4 separate regions of the Homo sapiens genome follow, and all the other regions are linked to region 1. A link is a contact called in ENCODE Hi-C or POLR2A ChIA-PET data. All regions are on one chromosome and are shown on one strand. The core of a region is the stretch at or near the end of the contact, and the rest is flanking DNA. Distances in the headings are between cores, read along the strand shown. Region 1 holds the start of MRPS24 (mitochondrial ribosomal protein S24). Region 2 holds the start of H2AZ2-DT (H2AZ2 divergent transcript). Region 3 holds the start of NUDCD3 (NudC domain containing 3). Region 4 has its middle 23 kb from the start of C7orf25.

Evidence for each region. Hi-C counts contacts between places; a loop is a spot of excess contacts on that map. ChIA-PET counts read pairs that join two places held with the same protein, here RNA polymerase II (POLR2A). Pooled maps may share reads with other maps.
Region 2: a loop to region 1 is called in a pooled map, with 9 times the contacts of the local background. The contact joins the promoter of H2AZ2-DT here to the promoter of MRPS24 in region 1. A Hi-C loop is called at or near these places in 6 of 50 pooled maps.
Region 3: a map of CD8-positive, alpha-beta T cell shows a loop between it and region 1 (19-fold over the local background). The contact joins the promoter of NUDCD3 here to the promoter of MRPS24 in region 1. A Hi-C loop is called at or near these places in 3 of 168 maps with a recorded cell type or tissue (B cell, CD8-positive, alpha-beta T cell and gastrocnemius medialis) and 10 of 50 pooled maps. POLR2A ChIA-PET finds 5 or more read pairs at or near these places in 2 of 52 experiments (CD4-positive, alpha-beta T cell and naive thymus-derived CD8-positive, alpha-beta T cell).
Region 4: a loop to region 1 is called in a pooled map, with 27 times the contacts of the local background. The contact joins the enhancer-like site here to the promoter of MRPS24 in region 1. A Hi-C loop is called at or near these places in 4 of 50 pooled maps. POLR2A ChIA-PET finds 5 or more read pairs at or near these places in 5 of 52 experiments (A549, PC-9, activated B cell and 2 more).

The regions. Positions count from the first base shown.
Region 1 is chr7:43,868,053-43,873,942 of GRCh38, reverse strand. MRPS24 (mitochondrial ribosomal protein S24) reads left to right here and starts at 4,426. Exons shown (of 4, transcript NM_032014.3): 1 at 4,426-4,486; 2 at 4,567-4,635; 3 at 4,869-4,980. The coding sequence starts at 4,448. It overlaps URGCP-MRPS24 (URGCP-MRPS24 readthrough), which reads left to right. Exons shown (of 7, transcript NM_001204871.2): 5 at 4,567-4,635; 6 at 4,869-4,980. The coding sequence ends at 4,957. LOC124901620 (a long non-coding RNA gene) reads right to left here and starts at 4,297. Exons shown (of 2, transcript XR_007060296.1): 1 at 3,109-4,297; 2 at 2,301-2,995. RefSeq lists silencers at 1,852-2,027, 4,295-4,354, 4,655-4,714 and an enhancer at 3,945-4,064.
Region 2 is chr7:44,844,668-44,850,354 of GRCh38, reverse strand. H2AZ2-DT (H2AZ2 divergent transcript) reads right to left here and starts at 1,884. Exons shown (of 2, transcript NR_187581.1): 1 at 1,834-1,884; 2 at 790-896. It overlaps H2AZ2 (H2A.Z variant histone 2), which reads left to right and starts at 2,268. Exons shown (of 5, transcript NM_012412.5): 1 at 2,268-2,386. The coding sequence starts at 2,384. RefSeq lists silencers at 1,933-1,992, 2,253-2,642 and enhancers at 1,569-2,127, 2,128-2,685.
Region 3 is chr7:44,487,641-44,493,466 of GRCh38, reverse strand. NUDCD3 (NudC domain containing 3) reads left to right here and starts at 2,809. Exons shown (of 6, transcript NM_015332.4): 1 at 2,809-3,058. The coding sequence starts at 2,867. RefSeq lists silencers at 866-992, 3,058-3,227.
Region 4 is chr7:42,885,848-42,891,578 of GRCh38, reverse strand. No RefSeq gene overlaps it. Among named protein-coding and RNA genes, the nearest start is that of C7orf25, 23 kb to the left of the region's middle. RefSeq lists enhancers at 3,015-3,064, 2,660-3,203 and a silencer at 3,145-3,194. Within about 2 kb of position 3,163, at least 34 of the 41 ENCODE cell types and tissues checked have a DNase peak (open chromatin) inside an H3K27ac peak, as active enhancers do; they include PC-9, where a contact is called at or near this core.

The DNA.
Region 1 (5,890 bases), core at 3,177-5,676:
TGCATCAGCCTCAAACATTTTAACATGTCAGATCAGGATTCATCTTTTAATCAATCAATGGTACCTTAAGATAATTTGCAGCCAGTTTTCCTTCTTAATGGTATGTAAAACAGCATCTTCTCATCGATACTATCTTAATTTACTGAAACAGCACCTAGCAGAACTGGTGGTGGTCTGCAGTTTATACAATATAAACCTGATCTGGTAACTACCCCAACTCCTCAGGTGTGGTGTATTAGCCCAGTAAAAGGGAAAATCCTCTTTCTGAGTCACTAATAAAATAATTTGGCCATAAACCTATCCTGATTTCTTCTAAGACTCCAACAAAATTTCACCAGAGTGCAGCTTTATGAGCACTGATGAGTCAGGGCTGTACAAGAGCCAAGATGACCTTGGTCCTGGTCTCCTGTCATTTCGTCAACCACACCCTCGCCCCGCCACATACACACTTTGGAGGCCATGGTTTCTTCCATGCTGCTGTCTGCCTGGGGGCCCCTTCTGCCTGTCTCTGGCCCTGGTTGACTGGCGGGCACATCTCTCAGAACAGCCTCTGGTGCCAGTCGCACCTCCATTTGTGCCCACCCAAGGGTTCAGAGGCCTTTCTGTGCCCTTCTTGGTCCTTAGCACATTTTCATTGTCTCCTCATCTGAGCCCATTATATCTAGATCTAGCAGTTTCTGGGAGCCAGGGAGTGGCAGTCTCAGGGGCTGGAGCTCATGAGCCCATCCCTCGGTCTTCTCTTTCTTGAGTCCGCACCCCCTCTATCCTAAGCACCAGTTTGGCTTCTTCAGGTTCTGACTTTTAGCCCAGGGTTCTGGTGTGGCACTGGGCATTTCTAATTGCCCATAGCTCTGATAACAGGGGAGTGGATTCCTTGGGACCGCAAAGCTGATGTCAGTAATTATAGCTGGGGACCTCACCCACCAAACCCAGCCCTTGTGCCTCACCAGAAGGAGAACAGAGGTGGGGGGATGGAGCAGGAGCTCACAGGGAAAACGGCTGAGCTGTCTTGGCAATCTGGTTTGACACGCCTCTCTGCTTTACTCATAGGGTTTCAGTTGTTTGACCTATTTCTCAGAATAGAGCTGAGAGCCTCTGGGATTTTTCCTAGTGAACGAGTTATTAGGAAAAAAAGAATCACAAGGAATAATGTAAAAACCATAGGTTTACAAAGTGTAAAGTGTCAGCAGTTCTGAGTTAGGATAAGTCAGCTGTAAAGAGAACCACCATGAGTGGAGTGATATCGGCTCACCCTGCAGCCAACAGGAAGGGAGATGTCACCCCACCGCCCCCAGGCTGGATTCTGAAACTCTTCAGGCTCTGGAAGTACAAGGGGGCTGACAGCTCCCTTTTACACAGTGTCTCTCCATGGCCCAGCCAGTGCTGTATCCCCTGAGCACTCTGGGTGAGCCCATGGTGGCTGTGCTGCACCCAACTGGACAGATCATCTCAAAGAAGTCCTGACCTCCCAGCAGACCCCTCCTCCCTTCTTCTGCCCTTGTGACCAAGAGTGGTGGGCGTGGACTATGGCTATGTTCCTTAGAGAGCTGCCATAATCTTCCAGGGGCATCCAACAGCACTCTCCCCGAAAGGGGGCTCTGCAAATACACATTTTGGGAGTCTCCCAAATAAACTGAGTGAGTTCAGGACACTGGTTCTCAGCCCCGACTGCAAATTGAAATCATCTAAGGGGCATTTTAAAAGTGTGAGTGCCTGCCCTCTCCCCACAGAGGTGGTGTGGAACCCAGGGGGCTCTGTCATGCAATTGCAAATCACTGCTTTGAGAGCATAGGAGCAACTTCTGGTTCTTGGTTATTATGTACAGAACAAAGGCTCATGTCAGAGAAAAAGCAGTTTTACATCCCTGTCTCTGCATTAGGCTCCAGGAAGGGTGCAGATGGGTCTTTCACATGGGGTCATATGCTCCTGGCCTTTCCATGTCCAGGCAGTCCTTGAGGGCCACTTGGGAGCTGTCTGCAGCAAGCCACAGAAACCCAGGCCATTCCCTGATCCTAACATGGTCTGAACCCTCACCCCCAGGAAGTGATACTGAAAGAGCACATGCTTTGGAGCAAAAAGGCCTGCTACCATTTACTACTTCTGTAACCTCAGGTGAGTCTGTGAGCCTCCATCTTCTGCTCTGTGAAGCCTGGAAATACTGCCTCCTTTATGGAATTAATAGGAGAAGGAAAGTGCATCAAAACAACAACAAATGGAAGTTACAGAAAAATAAAACATCCCCAGTCAGATTTTTCTGCTGATTATTTAAAACAATATAACATTCATACTGATGTATAAAAGTCATTTTAAGTAATTTTAATCATGTAAAGACCGACACGTCCCCTTTCCCCCAATCACAGTATAAACAAAGCTAATAAAGGATAGATAACAAGATATTTGAACCCCAGAAATGTCTGCCACTGAAATGGCCATTGTGATGCTTGGAAAGATCTAGATCGGTTTGGAATTCCAGAGAGAGATCTCAGGCATAAGGGAGAATGGCTTGAATAGAGGAAAGCATAAATTTGATCATTTGATTGCCTACTGCTTTATGGGCTAAACTTGATTCCCAACCACAGCCTTCGTGGTGTGGCCCCTGCCCACCTTGGGCCCCAATAGGTGTTGTGCCATTGCCACCTCTGCCTCTGATCAGCCCAAGGATCTTGTTTCCCTTTCTCCTTCCCCTTTCCTCTGATTAGGGTGGTGTTGCTATGAGTTCTCACAGAACCCTCAATAGCTGGCTCATCTCCCTAACGGGATATGTGGCTATCAGGGACTCGTTAAAAACAACAACAAAACCCACAACTGCTCTCTCCCTCTGCCAGGCACATCATACTGTACTTCTCACAACCACCATTATTGTCCCCAGTTTACAGATGAGAGAAACCGAGGCTCAGAAGGTTCAGTCACTTGTCCAAATTACACAGCCAGGAAGCATTGGGTCCACGATTTGGACTCAGGCAATTCAGATGCCACATCCCATGTTCCTCACCACCTTGGAGCAAATTAATGAAACTTAACAATTATAAAATTATTGAACATTATGAAAACTTTAAAAAATAATTGTCAGTTGAAAAGGATTTCTTAGGAAATGTTGAAAGTTCTTACATTTGCAAAGTATGCATTGGAGGGCACCTCATCCCTGTTCTGTCCCTTTATTCAATATGCATAACAGTTGGGGGCCGCAGTTCCTAAAAAGTAAGAATAAAACATTTCTGGTGAAGTGGACATGGAAGACCTTGTCCTTTTATTACGGGTTTTTTGAGAACCCACCTTCATGTAATCAGAGGAATCTTGGTCATGGGAAATGGGCTGGACTGAAGTCAAGAGACTTGTGTCTTGGTCCCTCTTTCCCTCTTCTCAGTGTGGTCATGGGCAACTCATTTCCACCGTTCTTCCATTTCCCCTTCCCATGGATCATAATCCAGTCCTCCCCCTGACAGGAAACCGCAGCAGTATGCAAGTACTGTACCATTAAGGGGAATGATGTAGACCCAGAACGGCCAAAACATTGGCAATTTCACATCACTCAACCAAACACAACCCATCATTGATTAAATATTCTCTTGATCCTAATAGCTCTATAAGGTAGTACTATTATTAAGGCCCATTTTATAGATAATAGAACTGAGTCTTAACTGTACAAAGATTGTTATACATGGGTCTGACTCCAGAGCCCGTGTTTTTTCCATGACCGTGGTGACTTCTAAAATAAAATATCCCGCGTTGCTATTTTTCCGTTTGACATTAATAATTACTGGATACCAATAATAGTGGCGACGCACTGGTTTCAGCATTACAGGCCCTGCGATATTCTCACGAATCTCCTTGCCCTCCGGCCCCTTCCCCGTACTTAAAATTTTCCTTCCTCAGGGGCCAGTCACCACTGTGGTCACATGTGGCAAACCCATTCTTGCATAACTGCGTAAGTCATCCTTGAAGAATTGGGTGACGTTTTAACCAAAATATGTTTCTTCTTTATTTGTGGATAAAAGTCTGGAGGGTTTTTCTGTTTTGTTTTTCTACGAATATTATTTGGAGGCATAACTAGGACCTGGGGAAACGCTTGGCTCCTCTTCGAGCCCCGAGGGTGCAGGTTGGGCAGGGCGGGCTCCGGTGGGCCGCACACCCATCACCCGTACTAGCGTGAGGTTGTCGAAGAGAAAATCTCACGTTTCGCATCCTCAAATTTCCGGATCTGAAACCCTATGCAAGCAGCAACCGCGGGAGAGCGAACAGCGGCGGGATGAGCATTCACAAGGCTGAGCATTCACAGGGCTGCGGGGAAGGCGGGAGTAACAGCTAGCAGCATACCGCGGCCCCGCCCCGCAGAGGCCCTGCCCCGCCCCCGCCAGAGTACAGAGTACGAGCTCCGACTTGGTCTCGTCCGCGGTCGTCCCCACCCCTCAGCGCGCTGTGGTACGTCCCGCGCTCCGCTTGGCCCAAGATGGCGGCCTCCGTGTGCAGCGGGTTGCTGGGGCCACGGGTGAGTGGGGCGACTCGGCAGGTCCCTGCGAGTCGGAGGTGGGGTCCCTAGTTTCCGCCTCACGCGCCCTCCCTCCACAGGTGCTGTCCTGGAGCCGAGAGCTGCCTTGCGCTTGGCGCGCCCTGCACACCTCCCCGGTCTGCGCCAAGGTGAGCACCGCCGGGGCAGGGGCCTGGGGGCCTGGGGGCCGGGGGGCCGGGGGCCGGGGAAGCCGTGCGGGCTGAAGGGGGCGTGTCGCTGGGGTCCGAGGCGGGGCTAGGGTCGGGGCTTAGGGATCAGGGGATTGGGGCCGGGGAACAGTGCCAGCTGACTGGGGGGACATGGCGCGAAGTAGGGGTCTGGATCGGGGATCTCGTGGAGTCACGGCCCCTTTTGCTCCTAGAACCGGGCGGCCCGAGTACGCGTAAGCAAGGGGGACAAGCCGGTGACCTACGAGGAGGCACACGCGCCGCACTACATCGCCCACCGTAAAGGCTGGCTGTCGCTGCACACAGGTGAGCGGACCCCAGGCCTCCAAAAGGAGCACTCAATCCGACTGTCATGTAAACAAAATGAACACGTGTCACAGGTTTTCTTTAACTCAGGAAATAATGCTAGGGTCAGAAATCTATGAAACCAACTCAAGGGAGACATAAAAAAGCAGAGATATATATAGATCAGGATGTTGAAACAAATTTGAAGATGGATGCAAAACTGACTTTTTCCATGGCAGGCAGGGACTCAATTGATCCTCCACTGAACAGAAATTATTTGCATGTCTACAGACAAGAATTATTTTGCATTCCTGTCAGTTATCTGTAATTTACAGAGCTGTAAAATAGCTCAGAGTCAAGGAAAGGAGTGAAACCGTTGCAGAATCTGATAACCCTGAACAGTGTGCTCTAAGGAATGCAGTTTTCCACTAAAGCACAAATTTTTCTCTGTAAATATATACAGACAACCCTCGTTATTCATGAATTCCATATTTTCAGATTCTTCTACTGACTAAAATTTATTTGTAAGCCCCAAATCAACACTCTGGGCACTCTCAAGGTCACTCTGAGATGTGGGTGGAGCTGCCACCCCAGGTGCATGTCCCGAGCTGAGGTCGACAAGGCTCTGCCTAGTTTCAGCTCTCGTACTGTAAAAGGTGTCCTTTTTATGGTCTAGAATCTTTTTTTTTTAATTTGCATTTTCGTGCTTTTTGTTAGTGATTTTGCTGTTTAAAATGGCCTTGCAATGCTGAAGTGCTATCTAGTGTTCCTAAGCGGGAGAAGGCTGTGACGTGCCTTAGGGAGAACATACATGTATTAGAGAATCTTTCTTCAGTCATGAGTTGCTCTTGGCCCTGAATTCAATGTTAGTGAATCTACCATATATATTAAACAAGGTGTCTTTAAACAGAAACACAAAGGAAACTAGGTT
Region 2 (5,687 bases), core at 635-3,134, 980 kb before region 1:
TTAAGTTACCTTTTTTTAAAGACTCACTTCCCCAAAGTTGCTTCTCCTGATTCAAACTTTGGAACAGCTATCATCAGCCTGGATATAAATTTCTAAAGTGCCAGCCTGGGAAAATCCTATGACAACAGAATCTCCACTAAGGCAGAAACTTGTTTTTTTCACTATTAACTCACCAACACCAAGAACACATTCTAGCACAGTCAATGCATCATACTGTGAAAAGAATGAAAGAATTTAAAGCTGGAATGAGTTGGAACAAATGTGAGCTGGTATCTTGGTTATCTACAGGCTATGCGGTCTCAGGCAAATGACTAAGTTCACCTAAGCCCATTTCTTCAGTTATGAAATGAAGCTGGCTCTCCCAGAAAGCTCATATTGTCCAGACTGTAATAGAGATGATCATGATAGGGTGATGGGCCTTTTTTAATTGTGGAAACAGGCCAGGCGCGGTGGCTCACGCCTGTAATCCCAGCACTTTAGGAGGCTGAGGCGAGAGGATCACTTGAGGTCAGGAGTTCAAGACCAGCCTGGCCAACATGGTGAAACCCTATTTCTACTAAAAATACAAAAACTAGCGGGGAATGGTGGTGGGAGCCTTTAGTCCCAGCTACCCAGGAGGCTGAGGCAGGAGAATCGCTTGAACTCAGGAGGCGGAGGTTGCAGTGAGCCCAGATCACACCACTGCACTCCATCCAGCCTGGGCAACAGAGTGAGACTTCATCTCAAAAAGTAAATAAATAAATAAATTGTGTTAACACTGTGGAAGAAAAACGATCGCTGGAGAGCCTGTGCACTCACATACATCCTTTAATTTTTACAACAGCTTCCGGGGGAAGGCGATTCCACTTTAGAGCTTTTCTTCCTTTCTAGCTGGGAGTTATCCTCCAAATTTTAACCTAATGATGTAAGCAAAATAAACACACTGAAGAGGTTGAGAAAAGAAAAACGGCTCACAACAGTCTGAGCTCTGTGAGGTCTGCAAAATGTATTAGGCCTAGAGGGACATGAGTATGGGACTTCGGTTATGCCCACCCTCTGCCCCCACATACACACATACCCAATCCCATGCATACCCAATTGTTTAAAGTCATTTCATTCCTGACTATCGGCCTCATCCATTACCTTTTTTTTTATTATTATTTTTTAGACAGGGTATATTCTGTCTCCCAAGCTGGAGTGCAGTGGTGCGATCATGACTCACTGCAGCCTCGACCTCCTGGGCTCAAGAGATCCTCCTGTCTCAGTCTTGACAGTAGGTGAGGCTACAGGTTCGCGCCACCAAGCCGGCCCCATTATCTTCGTGTTCTTAGAATTTGTAATACATGCCGGGCGCGGTGGCTCACGCCTGTAATCCCAGTACTTTGGGAGGCAAAGGGGGGCAGATCACCTGAGGTCAGGAGTTCGAGACCAGCCTGACCAACACGGAGAAACCCCGTCTCTATTAAAAATACAAAAGTTAGCTGGGCATTGGGGCGCGCGCCTGTAGTCCCAGGACTCCATCTCTAAAAAAGGAAAAAGAATTTGTCATACAAATAACAATATGTAGCCAATTGATAGCTTTTGTTTTTGTTTGTTTGTTTTGAGACGATGCGTCGCCCAGCTGGAGTGCAGTGGCGCGATCTCGGCTCACTGCAACCTCCGCCTCCGGGGTTCAAGCGATTCTCCCGCCTCAGCCTGCCGCGGACCTTGTCAGGGTCCGCGCTGAGAGGACGTCAGGGTAGTCAGTCCGCCAGAATACGGCTGAGCATGAGGCCTGCCTAACCTTGAAACCCAGCGCCCTCCTGATCCACACGTTCTAAGACGAATAAATCCTCACAGTCTGTGAAAACCCACCAGGAGAAGCACGTCCAACACTCTTTACCTCCCCAAACAAGTCTCAGAAGCGGGAAAACCAACGCCGCGAATGGGCGGGAAAGCCACAGCGCCTGCAATCGCTTCACCTTATTAGCTAATTTTGCTGTCCTTCCCAGTGGCCCGCCTCCCTTGCTCGCGGGCGATATTTTTATTGGCTTTCGTCTGCGAGGCGTCCAATCTCATTGGTTTGCCTTTCTGTTCGTCAGGCTTGGGCGCCTGGTGAAAGGCAGAGAGCGCGTCACTATTGGGGCTGGAGGCCCCGCCTCCGCGTGCCGTGTGCAAAAACAAACAGCCGTTAGGAAGGCGGTGCCGGGGGGGCGGGGTCTGGCTAGAAGGAGGCGCGCGATTGAACAGCCGCTGGGGTTCGAACCAGCAAGACAAGCGGGCATTGGCCACAGCAGCGCGAGGCGGGCACGGGGTATTGTCCGGCTCCGGCGGCGGCGGTCGGTGCTGCGAGAGCGGCGGCGGCGGCGCGGGTCGGCAGCGGGAGGGCGCGCGGCCGAGCGGAGGCGGAGTCGGCGCCGAGAACATGGTAAGGGCGGCCGGGTGGGCCGGGGGCACGGGGCCTGGGAGAGCAGAGCGCGGAGGCCCTGGCGTCGGCGCCGCTACCTGTGGAGTCGGGAGTTTGCGGGTGTCTGGGCTTCGTCCGGCCGAGCCCCTCGCCGCCCGCCGGGGGGCGCCATGTCCCAGCTGCGGAGCCCGACACGGGTCCCCGGGTGAGAGCTGGGCCTGGCCGGGTAGAGCGCGAAGTCTGTTCCGAGCCGGATAGATCTGTCCCGACGCTTGTGACGCTGCACCGCCCGTCTTAGAAGGAGGAGGACGGCAGAATCCGGCTTGGAAATGTAGAAACAAGTGCTGGATCTTAATGTGATCGCTTCTCTGTATGAATGAGGTCAAACAGGCTGCCGCTGTACAAGTTAGATAAGTCTTTGGCGATGTTTGGTTACGTAATCTCCCTGGCAGTCAGTTTGAGGGTTTCTGCGAAAGGGTGCTTGTATTTGTGGTCTTTTGAGCGACAAAGAATGGTTTTATAGACCAGAACCACACGATTTGTTCTAGGTGATTGCACAGGTTAGAAATGAACGCCCGTTATCTTCTGAGCCCCTTGCAGTTTGCGGTTTTCATTATACAACAGTACTTTCCTTTGCCCTTGCTATGGATTTTCAGTCTTAAAGTATTCATCTTTTCATTCTGAAATTCAGATCTAGATAAGAAGAGTGTGGCTTTAAAAAAATGAAAGTGAATAGAACTTCAGCCCCATTTTAAAGTTGAGGGGAAAAGAGAAGGTGCTAAAGGATACGCTCTGAGTTGCATCAAAGATTGTGTAAAAATAATAAGACTGTTATGGAATCTTATTTTTGCCGGTATTCGTGCTTTAAGCATTCTGTTGAAAGGTTACTTCAACGGGAGCTACCTGCTTAAAAGTTAGCACCAAGCTGTCATTTATCATACTGCAGATAGTATTAGATGATTTGTCTTGTGCTTGATGTGACAGATATGGTATTGAATAGACATAACACCTAACTGTAAACAGATTGGCCAGTCGAGAGGACAATGTTTGGTTATTGTAAAATACCCAAATCTTAGAGCTGGAATAGACTTTAGGGATAATTGCTTCCAACGTCTAACGTATAGTTTATTGTTATTGTAAAAAACCCAAATCTTAGAGCTGGAATAGACTTTAGGGATAATTGCTTCCAACGTCTCACGTATAGTTTATTGTTATTGTAAAGTACTTTATAGTACTTTATCAAACTGAGGTACAGCTTACATCTAATCTGTAAAAGGATTTGCTCAAACAGATGATTTTCATGATTCTAGTTTTTTGTGGTTTTTTTTTTTTTTGGTTTTTTGTTGTTTGTTTTTTGTGGTTTTTTGTGGTTTTTTTTTTTGAGACGGAGTCTCACTCTGTTGCCAGGCTGGAGTGCAATGGGCGATCTTCACTCACTGCAACCTCCGCCTCCCGGGTTCAAGCGATGCTCCTGCCTCAGCCTCCCGAATAGCTACAGGCGTGCGCCACCACGCCCTGCTAATTTTTTGTATTTTTAGTAGAGATTGGGTTTCACCATGTTGGCCAGGATGGTCTCGATCTCTTGACCTTGTGATCCGCCCCCCTCGGCCTGACAAAGTGCTGGGATTACAGGCGTGAGCCACCGCGCACGGCCAATTCTAGTTTTTCAGATATTTTTCAATCTCTAGTGATACGCTATATGTTTTATATCCACTTACCAGTAGCTAAAAATACATAAGTATTAACATAAGCTAAAAATGCAGGAGACATTGAGTTGTCGTTCTTGATAGATTTTAAACCTGAGAGGAAGTAAGCAGATGTCTGTTAAAACTGACATGAAAGTGTCTTAGTATCCAGTTTGCAAGTTTATCCAAGTAAAATGAACGAACTCCTACTTCCTCCTCTCTCTCTCTCTCTGTCTCTCTCTGTGTGTGTGTGTGTGTGTGTGTGTGTGTGTGTGTGTGTAATTTTTTAAAACCAACAACCTTAACTCAGGTTAATACGAAGTCAGTTCTTGGAATTAAAAAATTTAGATTTGGGTTCTCAAGCACCAATTATATTAAAATGAATGTTCAAAGTAGGGAGGCTATATATACAGTTTGAGGGGATATCGGAAAGAAAGTAATTATCCATTTATTGTATAGTTTTATATTCAGATAAGTTTGATACCATAAAAGTTTTCTTTTGTTAAGTATGAGAAATGTATCAGGAATCTCTAAATGTTGGAAATAGTCATTTAATGGATTGAGGCTTTTAAAACCTGACTGTATGTCTACTTCCTTAAAAAGCAAATAGAACACCAAATATGACATATCTGAAACAGTGAGGATAAAATTGCTTAAGCAGAGTAGTTATTATATGACCTGGGGAGCCTGGGGAATTTTGTAGTTGTTGGCTTTTTATTAGTGACTACTTCTTATTTTTTCCAATCCAGTCATAGGAAGACAGTGATTATAATTTTAGATGCCAGTTGAGAGGTTTTTAAGTGTTATATATTAGGGCAAATGGAGGTAACAAGGGTTTTTTATTTGAGAAGTAAGTAAGACTGTCTTGTTAGTGGAGCTGACCTCAAAAATCCAAAAATTGTATTTTTCTTATATAACAACATAGTCAAAAATTATTAAAATATGAGGCATTCTGGTAGAAATAGAGAGCGTCTCAGTTCTTACTGGTAAACTTAAATCAGTCTCTTGTTGAATTACCTAATATAAGAGAGTGAATATGAATTAGTTCTTAGATTTTTATTTTTCCTGTTTCTGATACCTGCCAGGGTTTTACTGTTTTTCTTCCATATTATCTTGGGTGACACGCACTTAATCCACTTAGACGTGCAATTAGAGGAAGTATACAGGGGTAATTTTTAGCTTTAAAAAATTTTTAAGGAAAGGGTTAGCTACAAAGGGGATATGCCATTTCAAAGCTTACCATCTATTTTGAAAGAATAGCCCCTCAAACAGCCAATCTTGTAAACTGATTTCTTTTTTTAACAGTAAAGAAATAATCTGTTTAAATGGTAAAAGCAAAATATATGAGAGAAAATTAGTTTTCTTAAGTCAGACCTTTAGTATTTCCTCCCGAGAGGCAAATAACATTTCTAATTTATTGTGTCACCTACTAGAAATACATGTGTACACATATACTCTATAATACCCCATATTTACTTAAAAGCTCATTACATTGGCACATACTTTGCCTTTTTCATGCAGAAATAGGTTTTTTTAAAGCGTACAGTTCAGTGGCATTAAGTACATTTATAGTGTGCAACCATCACTGCCTTCTGCCTCTAGAACTTTTTCATCTTCCCAAGTGGAAACTCTACCCA
Region 3 (5,826 bases), core at 1,560-4,059, 620 kb before region 1:
TTACACTTACAGGTTAAAAATGTTCAGTTTCACTTAAGAATGCTCCTGATAGCATTTAATTATTAATTTTATTAAAAGTTGTTTTATTAAAAGTTCTCCACTTGAGAACAAGTCTTTTTAATAGTGCATGATTAAAAGAGAAGTACACATAAGACATGTCTGCCTCATACTGAAGCAAAATGGTTGCACTGATGCAAAGCACTTGTGTGATTGAGTTGCCAATTGAACAAGTCACAGAGCATCATTTTTACTTGAATGACAGAATGAAGTGAGCCTGTCTCTTCAAGGAAAATAATTGATTGTATCTACTTCCAATAATAAAGTTCAAGTTTTTAAGCTAAAATTAGAATTCAAAAAACCCATATCCCGCTTCCATGAGCTTGAGTGCTTGTCAATAAAGACAGACTTCTCTGATGAGTTTAGTGGTAATTCTAACAAATGTTATTTTTTGATATTATATAATGAAATGATATTAGAAACCAAGATCTGGGGGCAAGATATGCTCGTTGCATAAAACGAGTGAACATTTGGAAGAGCTGCATAACACAGTGGACCAACATTTTCAAATGACTAATTAATACATGATGGTATAAAATCATGCATTTATTAACGATCCATTCAAAGTGAAAGACCAATCGATATTAATGTAACAGAGTATGAAAAGTCTATAGATACAGTTTTAGATTCCATATGGCAAGTAACCTTTAAGAAACTACCAGTTACAGGGCTGGGTGCAGTGGCTCACACCTATAATTCCAGCACTTTGGGAGGCTGAGAGGGGAGGATCGCTTGAGCCCATGAGTTTCAGACCAGCCTGAACAATGTAGGCCCAACCTCGTCTCTATAAAAATAATTTAAAAATTAGCCAGGCACAGTGGCATGTGCTTGTAGTTCCAGCTACTCAGAAGGCTGAGGCAGGAGGATTGCTTGAGTTCAAGAGTTCAAGGCTACAGTTAGTTATGATCACATCGTTACATTCCAGCCTGGGTGACAGAGGGAGACCCTGCCTCTTAAAAATAAAAAAAATAGAAACTATCGCTTGTAGAAGAATTTTGATGTCATTTTAAAGACAAATAGCCACATTTATTTGAAAAGACAAAATATTCCTCTCATTTGCAACTGTCTGTGTGAGGTTGCATGTTTTCATATACTTCAATGAAAACAACATAATGCAAATTATGTTGCAGTGAATGCAGATGTGAGAATCTTGTGGTCTTCTTTTTTTTTGTGGAGACGGAGTCTAGCTCTGTCGCCCAGGCTGGAATGCAGTGGTGTGATCTCGGCTCACTGCAACCTCTGCCTCCCGGGTTCAAGCGATTCTCCTGCCTCAGCCTCCAGAGGAGCTGGGATTACAGGCACCTGCCATCACGCCTAGCTAATTTTCGTATTTTTAGTAGAGACAGGGTTTCACTGTGTTGGCCAGGCTGGTCTCGAACTCCTGATCCTCCCGCCTCGGCCTCCCAAAGTGCTGGGATTACAAGCATGAGCTACTGTGCCGGCCAAATCTTGCTGTCTTCTAGTAGGCTCATTAAAGAGATTTGCAAAAATGTAAAACTATGTTACTCCTCTCACTGAACTTTTATTGCTTTGAAGAACATTATTTTTTGCATAAAAGTATGTTAACATGTAATGTGTTTTATGGTCATTTAAAAATGATTAAATAAATATTTAAACATTTTATGTTTTAATTTCTAATGTGGTAAATATTGATAAGCATAACCCATATCAACAAATGTTCTTTGGAATGTTCAACAAATTTTAAGAGGATTAATGGTCCCTAAATCAAGAGTTTCAGAACCACTGTTCTAGGGCAATTTACCTGAGTTGGATTTTATTTACAATTCATTAAAGCTTATACACTATGAAGACATGTTAACTTGCATGTTTTAATCTAGAAGAGGTGCAAATCATTTCTATACACTAGAAATGATAATCTATGGTTTTATCATCTTGTAGAACACCAGCCAGCTTTGTATCCAACCTAATCTTACTCTAATGCTTTGTCAAAATGTTTAATCTCCACTTCCTCAAAATGCTTTTGAACCAGCTTTACCATATCATTGTTAATTTGCTGAAGAAATCTTGGATATGTGTTCATGATATATTTGTATGAGTGTCATGCTTTTTACTTTTTTAAGATTATACTTTGACAGACACTAACAACATATGTATATATGACGTATATATGTATATACATACTATACACACACATACACGTACATATTTCACAACGATGGCATACGGATTCTCTATTCTGAATCTAGCTCTTTCCACTTAATATACGTTGAATGCACTCTTTATTTTCTTCGTCATCTTGACTTTCTTCTGATGCAACGCCCTGAGTTTAACTCACAGATCTGTTAATAAGAAACCCATACATCCCACATATACGCATTTTCCCGTCTCTGGCTCACTAACAAAAAGCTTACCCTAGCCCCATCTTTAACCATAGGTTCCAAATACCCAGGCTGGAATTCAACACAGAAATAAGAAAGGATCCACAGACAACGTGACAAAAATCCGAGCAGTCACGTGACACTGCACGCCCCATAATTTTTTTCCGCCCGCTTCAAACATGGCGGTCAAGCCCTCGCAGCGCAGCAGAAGCCACGGGCTTCCTTCCGCGTAGGAACCTCCTTGCTGCCCTTGTCGGGCTCTTTTGTCTAAGACCACCTCAAGGCAAAGCCCGTGGGGCAGCTGGGTCTGGGGAAAACAGCCCGGGGCCGCGGGGGCCGAACGAGCACGGACCGGAAGTTCCGCAGCCGCGCCGTCCGGCGGAGCCGTTGGCTGCGGACGCCGGAAGTGGCCAGTCGGCAGGTCTGAGGCGGCGCTGTGTGTGTGAAGCGTACCTAGGGCGGGAGGCGACATGGAGACAGGGGCGGCCGAGCTGTATGACCAGGCCCTTTTGGGCATCCTGCAGCACGTGGGCAACGTCCAGGATTTCCTGCGCGTTCTCTTTGGCTTCCTCTACCGCAAGACAGACTTCTATCGCTTGCTGCGCCACCCATCGGACCGCATGGGCTTCCCGCCCGGGGCCGCGCAGGCCTTGGTGCTGCAGGTGAGGCGGGCGGGCCTGCGGTCTGGGGAGCCGCCGCCCCCGGCCTGCCCTGACTCCTGGCGCCCGCTCCTCCAAGCTCTCCCAGCCTGTTTCCTCCTTTTCCTGGTGTCCTGGGGTTGAGCTTGTGAGAATGGCTTCAGTAATTTGAAGCGCGGATTGGATGTCAGCTTATTCCGCTGAGGTGTTCGCTCCGGACGTCCTGAGGTTTCAGAAGTAGTAAGCCGACTGTTAAGAGCCCTACTCAGCACCCGCCAGCGCGTACCCCTCACGGTGCTGGGGGCCGCTAGTCAGGGAGCGAAATCCATGCAGGCCAGACAGAAGGAAGGACATTTACAGCAACAGAAACGTGCATGCCCCAGAACTACCAAAGACTTGAGCTGGCGGGGATGACGGAGGCATTGTGTTGATCAATGGGTGTGGTCGCTTGTTTGAAATGTGACTTCCCAGGTCAAAGACTGTCAATGTAGTGCTTATTAAAATTTCTATTTGAGCTTAATTCCGTACCCTCCAGGTTAAGTTTATTGTATGTTGGAAACGCTGTCAATACTCATTCAGTGAAGTTGACTGGGCACTTTTGAATGTAGTGGTAAGCAACCTTTTGCTGAATGTAGTTTACACTCTTAGTTGCCGCAGGTGAGGGTGATACGGGTGTTTAAGTAATGGTTTCTCTCTCCTTGTGACACAGTTAAAGAGAGAAAACCCAGAAAGTAATAGAAAACTTTTTAAGGGCAATTATTTGATGGAGCCCATTGTAAAGAAAGGAAATAGAAATGATGGTTGAGAAGTGAAGTTTTTATAAGAGAGGTGGGACTTCTGATGAGATTAAAAGAAACTATTCAGCCAAGTATTAAGCCTATTTGTAGAAACCCAAGAAGATAGAAATGCTGATGATACCTCCCTCAGTTCTCTAGATGTTACAGTTTATAAAATGCTTCAGATGTTTCCTCCTGAAGTCTTAATGCATGCTGCAGGTTGGTAAGATGTTACTTTCCTCAGCAGAAGCCAAAGCTTTGAATGTCTTGGTAGCTACCAGGGTAATAGGGCCAAACGAGGAATGGGGTTCCATTAGGATTCAATTTCAGAACTTAAGGCTATTCCTCGTCCTTGTCAGTGGCATAAGTGCCATCTTAGTGATGAGAGAGCTGTTGGAGGTGGCCTTTAGCAGGATCTTATGGCAGGTTAATGAAGTCTTGCCATTTGATCTTCAGTGTCTCTGTGAAACAGATAAGTTTCAAGTTTACGTACCAATTCAGCAAGGTTAAGTGATTTGACCAAGAACACACAGCCAGTTCACCGTAGAGCTGAAACTAAAAATTTCATTTTGTGGATTCCAAATCTTCCTGTTCTGTTGTTTAACCATTCCATAGTAGGATGAGAACACTTTTGTCTAGATTGATTGTAGTTTGCAGAAAGATGTGGAGGAGAAAGGAGTATATACTGAGTAATATGTATAGTATCAGATGTTTTATATTCTGGGGTCGTTATCTTATTTAACCCTTAATATAACCTGAGAGGTTGGTCTTTGTTTCACAGATGAACTGACAGAGCACTCATTAACCTGGTAACTCATTTACCTGGTAACACCTCTTACAAGACACTTCCATAGGTTAGGATTTGGTGACCAGTCTAATGAAGTAGTGGAGATGGGGAGCAGGGATGGAGGAAGGGGAGGGATGGGTCAAAGATGATCCAAGGTTTCAACTTGGGTGACTGGAATAGTGATAATGCGTTAACTGAACTGTCACCTGGGTTTAGGGGAAAAAGTTCAGTTTTAGACAGGTTGAACTTGAAGTTGCAGGTAGGAGTCCCTGCCCATAGGCTATTGGAATTACTGGACTAGATCTTTTGGGAGCTAGAGCAACTGGAGTGGTCCGAGGGAGAGAGAAGAGCCAAAGGTGAAGAACAGGCCTTGGGGAATAATCTTGGTGGAGAGCAATAAGTTTCACAGAAACCAAGGGGACAACAGTCTCCAGCAGATGCTTAAGAGAGGTGTCATGTTTTCTGGAAGTGGTTCTCAACCATCAGCATCGCTTAAGGAACTTTTTTCTTTCTTTTTTTTTTTTTTTTTTTCCTGGAGATGGAGTCTCACTCTGTCGCCCAGGCTGGAGTGCAGTGGCATGATCTCAGCTCACTGCAACCTCCGCCTCCTGGGTTCAAGCAATTCTCCTGCCTCAGCCTCTCGAGTAGCTGGGACTGCAGGTGTGCGCCACCACGCCCGGCTGATTTTTGTATTTTTAGTAGAGATGGGGTTTCATCATGTTGGCGAGACTGGTCTCAAACTCCTGACCTTGTGTTCTGCCTGCCTCGGCCTCCTAAAGTGCTAGGATTACAGGTGTGAGCCACTGCGCCTGGCCAAGGAACTTTTAAAAGCACATATTCCTGGATATTTTGGTTGGGTAGATCAGGGTGAATCCTGGGAACCTGTTCTTTTTTTTATTTTTTTATTTTTTATTTTTGAGATGGAGTCTCATTCTGTTGTCCAGGCTGGAGTGCAGTGGCGCAATCTTGGCTCACTGCACCTCCTCCTCCCAGGTTCAAGTGATTCTCCTGCCTCAGCCTCCCGAGTAGCTGGGTTTACAGGCATGTACCACCATGCCTAGAGAATTTTTGTATTTTTAGTAGTAGAAATGGGGTTTCACCGTGTTGGCCAGGCTGGTCTTGAACTCCTGACCTCAGGTGATCACCCGCCTCAGCCTCCCAAAGTGCTGGGATTACAGACATGAGCTACTGCACCTGGCTGGAACCTGTTCTTTTATCCACAAAAGCTC
Region 4 (5,731 bases), core at 1,914-4,413, 980 kb after region 1:
TGCCTTGGTTACTGTTAGTAACAGCCATGACTCTGAAGGGAATAAGGCATGGCTAGCACGGCCTTGCATTGTGGCCTCAACTCTAAGTGGAGAAGTATGATTCTAATTTATGTTTTGGGTGAGTGCGAAGTAAGAGATTCCCAGAGATTTTCTTTTTCTTTTTTTTTTTTTTATCCTTGAGGGGCCAATTTTTCAGTAATGGCCTAATAGTTTATAATAAACATGAAGACAGGACCAGTTGTTGACCAGGGTATCCAGTGCTAAGATGACCACCTGGAGTTTTGGCCACGTGCGTTGTATTTGGGCCCCATCCTTTATTAGGGACATCCTGGCTAAGGAATGGAAAGCAGCACATTCCACTAGGCTCCACCATGCACAGGGGCTGGCAGTGCCATTCACATAGTCTATGAACTCCCTTTACTGGTCACTCAGTTAATCCACAGGGCTTCCTAGTAGTCAAGGGGTTTAGGGGAGGGATGTCATCCTCCAGCACCCTGGCGTCTGGCAAGGGGCTTAGAACAGGGGAAGCTATACCCTCCTGTGGGTAGAATATACCAGAGGACCCAGGTTTGTTCCCATCTGTCTTAGGGAGCCTCAGTAGCTGTGTTGAGCTTGTGGGGTCTGTTTCCATGGCCCAAAGCATAATGGGCAGCTGGGTATAGAGGGTCACAGGCTCAGGGTCTGGGAGAGCCTCTATTTCTGGGACAGCCCAGTAAGTGGGGGCCAGTCATCTATTGTATTAATGCTGTATAGCATGAGGCCAACAGGGGCAATATCTCGTATCAGAAATCCTGGGGCAACTGATAGCTATCCTAAATATCCAGAGATTGCAGGAGGCATTTGAAAAGGTTGAGAAGACTCTACAGTAAAGGCTTTTTTTTTTTTTAAGAAGTCACTTACAGGAGTGTCTGTAGACTTTAATTTAGAAGTAAAATTTATAAATGAGGAATATGTTGCCACCAAAACCCAAAAGTACTAAGAAATATTGGTCTCGAATGTCATCAATGTATGTATTAAGTGAGTCTCCTTGGCTGAGAATGTCCTGGATGTACTCTCATACCAGTGCTCCTGGAGAAGGTGGATGTCGTTAAGATTAATTAAAGATTGCATGTGATGACACAGCTGCAGAGGTCTGAAAAGGTGTACTGTGTTCTTTTAGAGGAGGAGGCGAACTGCAGTGAAGACGCTATTGAAACAGCACGTTAGCCAAATCCACAAGAGCAAAATATTTACCAGTTGTTGATTGAACGGAATCAGCAATTTTAATAATATTAGGTATTGGATATAGGGGCCCTAATGAAAGGGCTGTTAAATGGGGAAGTGGGAATAATCACGCCTTTATTAATAGGTTTTTTAGAATTGGTTTTAATCCATTTCAACTTACTTTGGGCCATATTAACTATATTAACTGGGGGTACAAGGGGTTCCATTTTATTAAGTCAATTTGTAAGTGCCAAAGACTTACTTTAATTTTAATTTGTTATTTATTGTGTCAGAGCATCTCTGCCTAATATAGAATATCTTACAGCAATGGATATATAACTATGGGAAATTTAGGCCATGCTACAAATGAATATGCAAGGCATATTCATTTACAAAATATTATATTCAGTTACCTGCTCAAGATTACATGGGCAGAGTGTTTAAGTTTAGTGGAATTCCCCAGGTATAAATATAATTTGAGCCCCAATATTAAGTCCATGCATTTTTGTTAGTGCATTTTAACAAATTGTTAAAGTTAAATTAGAACTGACCTTGTAGAAGCACAAAGCCAGTACGTGTCCTTTTTAATCTTTTTGTTATGTAAATTCTTTGATATATAAATTGCTATATGCATTATGAACTTCTAACTATATCAAAAGATGCAAATATATCATATACACCATTTATCAACATATATTTATGTTAAAATATTATATATAACTTTTATTTAATTACCTTTTTCCCCCTCTGTATCTAGGGGTTTGTTTATAAATCAGTAAGTGATCTAGGGCTAGCATGTTTGCTAGACCTGGCAGCTGCTAAGTATTTAAAGTTTAAAGTTCATCTCTTTTTTTTTTTTTCTTGGACTTGTAATAGCATAAAGCAACAGTCTCTCTCTCTCTCTCTCTCTCTCTCTCTCTCTCTCTCTCTCTCCCTCCCTCTCCCTCTTCCTCTTTTCTTTCTTTTTTATTTTAGGCTTTAGTTGCTTGAAGGCATTCTTAGTCTCTGCCTCTGGTTGATAAGAGGAAAAGAGGGAGGAGGGAAGGGCACAGTGTCTCTAGGCAGCCAGCTCTCTACAACTTCCGTGATTGCAAGATCATCGGTCCCCTTTTTCCTTCCTTTTTTTGTTTTTTTTTTCTTTTAAGTATAATCTTTAGAACGGCTTGTATTTCTTGGTGGCTAAAATAAAATTTTTTCTTCCTTCATCTCTCTGGATGTTTACCTGACATGCTCCTGGTGGTAGGAGTAGCCTCCTGGTGTTCTGTCCTTACAGAATGTTACCCGAAAAAATTGGAGGGTGACCTCTGTGTCTGCTGGCCTTGCAGGCAGCGGCTTCCCTTTCCATGGTGACCCACCGGAGCTCTGGAGGTGGTGGGGAGCGAGGAGCGACAGCAGCAGGAACCGAACAGGGCGGCGCCTGCCTGGCAGCGTCACTCTTGCGGGGCCTGTGGGACGCAGGTGAAGTTACTCCCATTAGGGTTAGGGTTAGGCCATATGATCCTTTCACCCTGGCTCCGCTTCACGAGCACAGTGAAGCCCAGTGTGTCGCATCACCCTCTCTGACTGTGACTAAGGAGAAATCGCTGCTTCCCAAGAGCCTGCTGGCGGGTTCTCGGGAAGTAGCGCGCAGCCGTGCCCTTTGCCATGGACAGGCCCGCCCACCACCCAGGCCCCAGGTCACGCAACAGCGCACCCAGCTCCAGGGACAACGCATCCTCCAATGGAGGCCGGCGACAGAGGGTCCCCACAGTCCCAGGAGGGGGTCTGATTCTGCAAAGGGAACACATCCTCCTACCACTGGGACCTGCCCTCCGCGCCGCAGGCAAGGAGCCGGCTACAGCCGCTACAATTCCGGAGAGTCCCGGAGGCGACTCGGACGACAGCAGGACCTAGTAGCGCGCAGCGACGAGCAGCGAGATCCAGCGCCTGTAAGCAGCGCGCGGCCCCAGACCTGCTGGGCCAGCTGATACAGCAAGGTAGCAAGCCCTCTGCGGGGGACAGACACCGGGATGGTGTCCAAGCCGCGACTGCAATCCTGCAGACTAGGCTAATTGTTTGGAATGAAACTTTATCAGTTTAGCCCGGCAATTACTCTCCTCAACAGCTGAGAGGCCAGGATAAAAGAGCATCAGCATGGGATCTACCTGCTTGGGGCCCTTTGGGGCGGCGTCACACTCAGGGATTAGATTTCAGGCACTGCTTCAGTGACACAACCGCAGTGTGAAAGTTTAAGCGTTTTTGGTACTTACAGATCCTGGAGGGAGCGCGGGCGCGCGCGCGCGCACACACACACACACACACACACACACACACACACACACACCACACACCAAGGAGTACAGGCAGAGAGAGAGAGAGAGAGAGAGAGAGAGAGAGAGAGAAGGGACCCGTAGACCAATACCTTTATTGGGTTCAGAGTGTTATCCAAACAGGTTTAATTGTTGAATTTAAAGCAAGCAGGCACTGGTTCCAGGAGGTCCCCCTGACTGAGAGGCGGTCACGTTAAGTTTGCAGGCAAATGTCTGAATGGTTCCTTGAAATGAAGCAGTATCTCTGGCCACCAACTGGAGCCATTCCAGTGGGGAATAGTATTAGAAACGGTGTCAAGGCTGACTGAGCCCTGCTTCTGGTATGAGAAAGTTAAAACATATTTTAAGATGGATGCCAAGGCAACATAAAATTATAAGCTCTCACCACATGTTTATACCCAGTTCTGGCATTAAAAAATGCTTCATTTTTTTCAAAAAGAGTTATAAAAAACTTTTGCCATGTGTTCTGTTTTCTTAGTTTTTCTGTTCTGTTTTTTGCTTTTGATAATTGGAAATGTTTGAACTTTTGTATTAGTACTGACGTTTTTATAATACCCATTCTTCCTTCTTTCCTTTAGATAATATTGACTGGGTCTCTACTGTAAGCAAGAAGAATATAATTTGTTTTGCAAACTCCTCTTTCCTTCCTTTCTCTGCCATTCAATTTTAATGATTAGAATAATGCATATTCTCTTTCTTTACTTGCACTCTGTGCACCTAAATATATTTAAGCTTCTGCTTTTTTTTTTTGGTAGCTTGAAATGATGTCATTTGTTTCCCAACTTTTGTAAGTAAATCATTGAGCTAATTATGCTTTTCCCTCTCTTTCTTTTTTTAGGTTGTGCTTTTTTCTGACTTTGTCAGAGAACATGTTTCTATATCATCCTTTGATTCTTATCTTACCTTTGGTTTAGTCTTAGATCTTCAGTTAAATATATTAAACACTCACTATTAATCTTGTTTCACCAGTTTTCCCAGGTGTCAGGTTTCTTGAAAAAAGCTCATGGGTCAGCATCCCCTGAGTTCCAGCATGTTCAAAACTGTTTCTCCATAGCTTGGATATGTGAAGGAATCTTGCTTGGTTATAGAAGCCTCACTTCACACTTTCCTTGCTTTCTTGTAAATGTTCCTCCATTTTGTTCTCTTTGACTCATTTTACTTTTTAAAAAATTGTGCTATTTTAAAATACCAGTCATAAAGCCAGCTAGCTATTACAGAGATATGTGTACTTTATCACAAATTTAATTTAATTTCTTATTATTATATATATATTTTTTTGAGACAGGGTCTCACTCCGTGGCCCAGGCTGTAGTTCATTGGTGCTGGTTCCAGGAGGGCTCACTGCAGCCTATAACTCCCAGACTCAAGTGAAACCCCCACCTCAGCCTCCTGAGTAGCTAGGACTACAGGCATGTGCCACCACACCCAGCTAATTTTTTGTATTTGTAGTAGAGAAGGGGTTTCACCATGTTGCCCAGGCTGGTCTCTAATTCCTGGGCTCAAGTGATCTGCCTGCCTTGGACTCCCAAAGTGCTGGGATTACAGGCATGAGCCACCGTGTCTGGCTCACAAATTTTATATAAAATGACTTCCTATTACCTTTAGATGAGAAGGAAAAAACACATAGCCTGTGGTTCCCTCAAAACTCTAACATGTAACTTTTAGTGGGGAAAATAAGGTACTTTTGCTAGTTATCCACAAGGGGGAAGACTGATTCCATTTCTTCTGGAAGGTATCCATTGGGCCATCATTACTGATCATTTATTTTTATTTTTATAGATTTAGAGAGTACATGTGCAGTTGTGTTACATGGATATATTGTGTAGTGGTGAAGTCTGGGCTTTAGTGTTCTATAAATTACAATAATTTGTTAAGATATCTTTTGCGGTCTATTTTTCATACATGTGCTGTCTCTTTACCATATGTAGATTCAGAACTTTTTTTTTTCCTCAGGAAAGTTTTCTTGATTATAGTTTTACAATTAGTCCTAGTCTATTATTTGGTTTTTCTTCTTCAGGTTCTCTAATGATACTTGTGTTCGATTGTGCTTGTATCCTGTTCTTTCTGCTTCCATTTTCTTGGTTTTTATTATTTCTATCTGTTATGTCTCTTACTGTATTTTTTGTCTTCCTGTTCTCCCTTGGCTACCTAGTAATGCAGTTTTTGTTTCTAAGATTTGTCTTTTTCTCAAGTTCTTAATTATGTCAGTTTTTATTTTT